2 separate regions of the Homo sapiens genome follow, and region 2 is linked to region 1. The links are chromatin contacts, found by Hi-C or POLR2A ChIA-PET in ENCODE. All regions are on one chromosome and are shown on one strand. Each heading gives the region's core, a stretch centred on a gene start or an enhancer-like site at or near the end of the contact. The rest is flanking DNA. Distances are from core to core; before and after follow the strand shown. Region 1 holds the start of HDGFL3 (HDGF like 3). Region 2 overlaps LOC105370934 (a long non-coding RNA gene).

Region 1 (3,095 bases), core at 1-2,500:
ACAAGAGCAGGAGTTAAAACACACACACACCATTCTACAAGGCCAGAGAGGGGGGCGGATGGTGGGGAAAACTGTAGCTTCTGTAAAAGGGAGAGAGAACAGACACAAATGAGAACTGTCCGTGTGACAAGGTGAGGGCCACAGAAAGCAGCATTTAGGAGCTATGCCAGCTGACCCCTTAAAGGAGGTGGGTTACAGCATGATTAAAGAAGCAGCATTCGTTCATTGGACAGACTCCAAACGATTCCTTGAATTATTCTACTTACTCCTCACAAAAGAGAGTGTTAGGAAGATTCCTACTCTCAAAATGTCTTTGAAAGCAGCCAGCTAGGGAATTTAGAGTAAAATAGTGGTAAATGAACATGTTCTAGAGCTAATGAACTGTATATGTACATACATCTCCAGAAAGGGATGCTAATTTCAAAAACGTTGTCCAAAAGGTTGCCAGGATTGGAAACAAGTGACCGGCCAGTGCAAGTCCTTTTCACAAACACTGCAGGCCTAGAAAACGCACACAGAGAGAAACATAATCGCTTATGGACTTTGGACTCATGTGGATACAGGTTCGAATCCCGTCTGTGCCACTCAGCAAATGAGAAAACCTCCCATGACTCCGATTAAATAGCTCGCCCTAGGTGGGTCACACTGCATTGTTAAGGGCAGACCTGGGGCAAGAATCCAATAAGGTCGCTGACTCCGGAGCGGTGCTCTTTCCGGCAGCTTGGTGCCCAGCAGAGGGTCCCCTCGCGCCGCCGTCCCCCAGGCCTGGAGCGCCTTTGTCCCCCACTCACCAGAGAGCAGCCGCGGAAGTGGCTGGCTGGGGGTAGCCAGGAGAGGGTCGAGTCAGCGGGAGGTGGGCGTGGGAGCGGGGGGCGCGAGTGGGGAGAACCCCCAGAGTGGCACGGACGGGAGGGGAAGGGGGCGGCCGGGTGGTGATTGGCTGGGCTGCGGCAGGCAGCTCCGGGCCAAGAACAAAAGAGAGCAGGCGGCGGGCGTCCTCCGGAGTAGGCACTCCCGCCCGCCCGGCGCGGGCTTCGGTGCTGGGGGAGGACGCGCCCACCGCCCGCCCGCCAGCCGAGAAGCCGGGCTGGCGCGCTCGGTTTCTCCGCGAAAGCCGGCCGTGTACCTAGGAATTAACCGGCCCGCGCGGGAGGGAAGGGGAGGGGAGCGGGAAGCGGGAAGCGGGGCGGGGGGGGGATGCTGAGCGCGCGCGAGAACAATAATAAGATCGTGTTTGCGGTCGCTGCCCGAGAAGGAATTCGGAGCAGACGCGAGGCCCGGCGCTCGCGCCGCGCCCGGGAGCCCGGGAGGGAGACCGGCAGCGGCGGCATGAGGCAGGCGACGCGGCGCTGGTGAGCAGCGCGCGCGGCGGCGGCGGCGGCGGCGGCGGGGACCTTGGCGCGGCCGGACGCGGGCGAGCGCCGAACGGCCGGGGGCTCCCCTCCCCCGCTGCCGGGCCGTGATTTGCCGGGCCTGCTGCGCCCCCCGCCCACCCCTTGCCTCAGCCGCCGCCTCGCCGCTTCCCCTCGTCGGAGCGGCCGCTCGTCCGCCCGGCTTGAGGCCCGCGGGGAGCGCGGCGCAATTCGTCGGCCCGCGGGGGGGCGGCCTCCCGGCATCTTCGCGGCGACCAAGGACTACCAGGAAGGGGAGCGGCTGGGATGGCGCGTCCGCGGCCCCGCGAGTACAAAGCGGGCGACCTGGTCTTCGCCAAGATGAAGGGCTACCCGCACTGGCCGGCCCGGGTGAGTACCGCGGCCGCGCGCGGGCCCGCCCGCCCACCATTTTCCCCTTCATGATGGCGCGCCCGCCCCCTTTCCCCATCGCCTCAGCCCCGAGCCCGCAGCTCGCGGCCGGCTGTGGTGAGGGCTGAGGGCGGCGCGGCACGAAGAAGACCGGGCCGGGGCTGAGGCAAGGGCTCCCGGCCTCGCCCGCACTCCGCCAGGGCGGCCATCCTTCCGCCCACTTTCGAAGGCGGGTCCGGCCCCCGCAGGCCCGACGCTGCCTTCCTCCTGGAAAGCCGGTGCCGACCGGGAAGCCACGCCGCCGGGCAGCGGGCCTGCGACGGAGGCTTCGGCTCCGGGCAGGGTCATTGGTGGATACCCTGGGTCCCGGGCGAACGTCGGGGCAGGTACGGCAGCGGGGTGAGCGGCTGTCCGCGAGCCGGCGAGTGCCGGCGGGCAGTAAATCCTGGAAAGTGGTAGTGGTCATCCAGAGGCCAGCGGGAGCCTCTTGGCAGTCATTCATCCATCTCTTTGCCTTCTAGACTTGTTGAGTTTTCCCTGAGCGCGATTCCCGGTGCCCCGCCTGCCCTATCATTGTCCTGGGGTACGTGCCTCTCTGGTGCCCATCGTTCTTTTAAACCGACCTCTGATAGCCGAGAGCTTGCAGCCTACCTCTGACTGGTGGGTCCAGCAAGCTTCTTGTGCCTTTCCACCTCCATATTTGTTTTAGGTAGAATCTCAAACCTTATTCTTGGCCTCCTGCTACAGTCCACAATAGCTCTCTCTTCCTACATAACAAGGTTGTCGTTGGGCTCTTTTTCTAGAAAGCGTCTGCATGTAATACATAGCATTCACAATTTTTATTAAGCTCTTTGAGGAAGACACACAACACTGCCATGTGTGCTTTGTGTTTTAGAAGAAATCCTTTTTATTTTTATTTTTGTATGGTTGGCAGTTGATTGCTTGAAATAAGAAATCTTGTGAAAAGGAGGGTCAAGGCATTCTAGAGATTATATTGGTATTCTTTAGGAACGGAAACAGTCATGGAGAAAATTGGCATAAATATAGTGTGAGCTCTAAAATGTTGTATTGTAGTCAAGTGAAGATAGCAAGATCAAGAAAAAAAAATACACCCATTCACAAAAGGAAGTGACATCACGAGTGGCCAGACTGAAATTTAGTGAAGTTGAAGTAATGGATGGACATAATCACTTTTTAAATATTTGGTTTGGCATGATTGTCAAATGGAAAGAACACTAGGCCAGGAATTGGGGGACCTGGTGTCTGGTTCAGGCTCTGTTATGGACTAATCATTTCAACTGTCTGCATATCCATTGCTGCAACTATAAAATCATCTCTAGGATCCTTTCCAAC
Region 2 (3,095 bases), core at 370-2,869, 160 kb before region 1:
CCTCCTCCTCAGCCTACTCAGCGTGAAGATGACGAGGATGAAGGCTTGCCTTTTTGATGATCCACTTCCCCTTAATGAACAGTAAATATATTTTCTCTTCCTTATGATTTTCTTAATAACATTTCATTTTCTCTAGCTTACTTTATTGTAAAAATATGGTATATAATACATATAACACACATCATATGTGTTAATCAACTGTTTCTGTTATCAGGCTTCAGGTCAACAGTAGTTAAGTTTTGGGAAAGTCAAAGATTAAACCTGAATTTTCAACTGCATGGAAGTAGGTGTCCCGAACCCACAAGTTATTCAAGGGTCAACTGTATTTAGTTTTAACATATGGAATGTTATTAGATAATGTGAAAAGGAGATAGCTTAAAAGCCCTTGTATTCTGAAAGCTACGTGGCTTTCATGTGCCATTTTAATAACAAGTAAATTGAATGTTTTGGATTTCTGTCTCTGAAACAAAACCAATACAACTACTAGTTGAGAAGCTTTGTATTTGCATATGGCCCTTGACAGACCCGCCACCACCCCCATCCCCAGACACACACCTCAGAATTTGACCCTAATCGAAGTTCTCACCCTATTTTAGGGCACGTGTCTATGCAGTGTGTACTATGAGAGCACACTTAGTGCAGTTAGATTATGTAGTCTTCTGGGACAGTTTGGCCATTCTAAGGGGCTTTGCCATACAATAAAAGCCATTAGCACTGAACTTCAAAGACATTAGGCTAAGTGAAAGAAACCAGACACAAAAGACTACCTATTGTATGATTCCATTTGTATAAAATGCCCAGAAAAGGCATACCTATAGAGACAGAAGGTAAATTAGCGGTTACCTGGGGTGGGAGAGAGAAATAACTGCAAATGGACACTGCGGGTTTTTGGTGGGGGGAGGGGATAGAAATGTTCTAAAATTAGATTATTCCTATTGTGGCACAATTCTATAAATATATTCAAAAACTATCTAATTGTACTGGTAAAATAGATGCATTCATTGATATGTAAATTATACCTCAATAAAGCTACTTAAAAATAGCAAATAACTAAAAAATTAGCACTAAATATTTCTCCACCTTAAAATAAGTTCTTTCACCCTCGTCCTTTTCTAGTAATATCCGGTGAAGACGAAGGAGCAAAATGGTTTTAAGGCAGACTCACTTATTTAAGAGAAGTATATATTCCCATTGCCGGTGGTTTGATACCATTTTTATTTGCTTTCAAGTACACTGAGGTCTGGCAAGGCAAGGAAAGGAGGGAGAAGGGGGAAAAAAGGAGGAAAGTTTGAAAAGAAATAAAAGCTATCGAACTTTTTTTTTTTTTTTTGAGACGGAGTTTCGCTCTTGAACCTGGGAGGCGGACGTTTTTAAAAACAGCTGCCTGGAGAAGCGGCCGGACGCAGGGGAAGGCTGCGCTGCCGGAAAGGGTTAACCCCGCGGGCGCCGACATCTGGCAGGAGCGAGGGCGTTGGCAGAGCCCGGTCCGCCCGTACCAGTCTGTACAGGGGAACTGTCCCGCCTGCTGATTTATCATTCCCTAATGTCACGGGGATGGGATGTTGAAATTGTGGCTAGAATGTGAAATACGAAAAACACGAAGATTATGATTTAGCGTCTGGGGAAGATCAGCGTTAGCCTGCAGAACAGCTTGTAAACGGGAGGCATCCTTGGCCCTAGCTTGTGGTTTTTGACTCCAACACTCAAGCTGGGGATCTGGGCGGGCAGAGCTTTCTTGGGTTAGAGCAGACAGGCAAAAGTGGAATTAATAAGAGCAAAACCACTTCTGTGCTGCTATGGGGATAGTGCGGGCGAGCGCCAGGAGGACCAAAGTAAATTTTAATTAAACAGAGACCTGATGTTGAAGGATAAATAAAACAACGTGGGGTGTAAACAGCTTAAATCAGGGATTCAAATGACACCTGCGGGTGTCTAGACATGAGGTGCATCCTGATAATTTATAGTCTCGGAGAAGATGCAGATGAGTAGGATAATATCTGCAAATTTTGCTCCTTAAAAGAAGTAATAGCTTGAATTTTAAGGAGGTACTAAATAAGGGAACTAAGTGGGAGAATGATTTTAACAGTTATCCGTGGAGGAAAAGGGGTTAGCAAAGAAACACAAAACTACATGTGTGTAAATCTTGCATTAAAAAAAGTAAAAGATCAATGCTTTGTGTGATTTCTTGCTTCCCTCCAAGGATTTACATAGTGTGTTGAAGTTTTTCTTTTCTTTCTTTCTTTTTTTTTTTTTTTTTTTTGCATTTCCATCTTTCAGCATGCCCCTATTTACAGGGAAAAATGCAGTTTCCACATTGTTTGTTGGTTATCAAAATAAGCGTTGACAACCGCTCCCTCAATGCTTACAGTTTGTTTTAATTACTTCCTGTCATACCAAATGCATCTACCATATGGATTTTAAGAATTGGCCTCAAGACATGGGCGTGCTGTGTTGAAAGTTAAATAGGACAGCTTGACTACTGAATCTTGAGGTTCATTCATTTGTTCATTTATTTATTCATCCAGAAAAACTACTGCCCCAGGCACTGTACAGAAATGAACAAGTCTGCCTGCCTTCACAAAGCACGCTATCTGCTCAATGGGATGATATGAAAAGTGTGTGTGTCTGTGTGTCTGTGTGTGTGTGTGTGTAGCTGATAGCCAGCTAGAGTACTGAGTCCATTTTGCAACAATAGGTGGAAATATATATAAAGGAGTTATTTTTCTGTCCAGCAATATCGGGCAGTGGAACTTTGCCAGAATTCAGTACTTCAGATAACTGAGGATAATCATTCTTAAGAACCAATTAAAAATTGTAAAAGAATGTTTGCTGGGAATCACTCTAAAATATAGCACTTACTCCTCTGCCTTCCTTTCATTTGGTCATGATGACCCTTGACTACAGTTGCTTTGATACAGGGAGTCAGGGGCCTGGGAGGTTTTTGTTTACTTGTGTGTTTATTGTATGTCACAGTTTCATCCTTATTGTTGTGTGATTTGGGGCCATTAACCTCGCTAACTGTGCTTCTTCATCTGTAAAAGGAGGGGGTGGACTTCACTAGAAGTTCTTTAAAGGCCTGTTCTAGTTTTGATGTT

The links. Hi-C counts contacts between places; a loop is a spot of excess contacts on that map. ChIA-PET counts read pairs that join two places held with the same protein, here RNA polymerase II (POLR2A).
Region 2: a loop to region 1 is called in a map of dorsolateral prefrontal cortex, with 4 times the contacts of the local background. The contact joins the enhancer-like site here to the promoter of HDGFL3 in region 1. A Hi-C loop is called at or near these places in 1 of 168 maps with a recorded cell type or tissue (dorsolateral prefrontal cortex). POLR2A ChIA-PET finds 5 or more read pairs at or near these places in 2 of 52 experiments (MCF 10A and Panc1).

The regions. Positions count from the first base shown.
Region 1 is chr15:83,205,978-83,209,072 of GRCh38, reverse strand. HDGFL3 (HDGF like 3) reads left to right here and starts at 1,250. Exons shown (of 6, transcript NM_016073.4): 1 at 1,250-1,742. The coding sequence starts at 1,659. RefSeq lists an enhancer at 339-952 and silencers at 813-1,152, 1,543-1,992.
Region 2 is chr15:83,364,040-83,367,134 of GRCh38, reverse strand. It overlaps LOC105370934 (a long non-coding RNA gene), which reads left to right. Exons shown (of 3, transcript XR_932546.2): 2 at 13-81; 3 at 1,334-2,097. Among named protein-coding and RNA genes, the nearest start is that of BNC1, 81 kb to the right of the region's middle. Within about 2 kb of position 1,619, at least 2 of the 41 ENCODE cell types and tissues checked have a DNase peak (open chromatin) inside an H3K27ac peak, as active enhancers do; they include dorsolateral prefrontal cortex, where a contact is called at or near this core.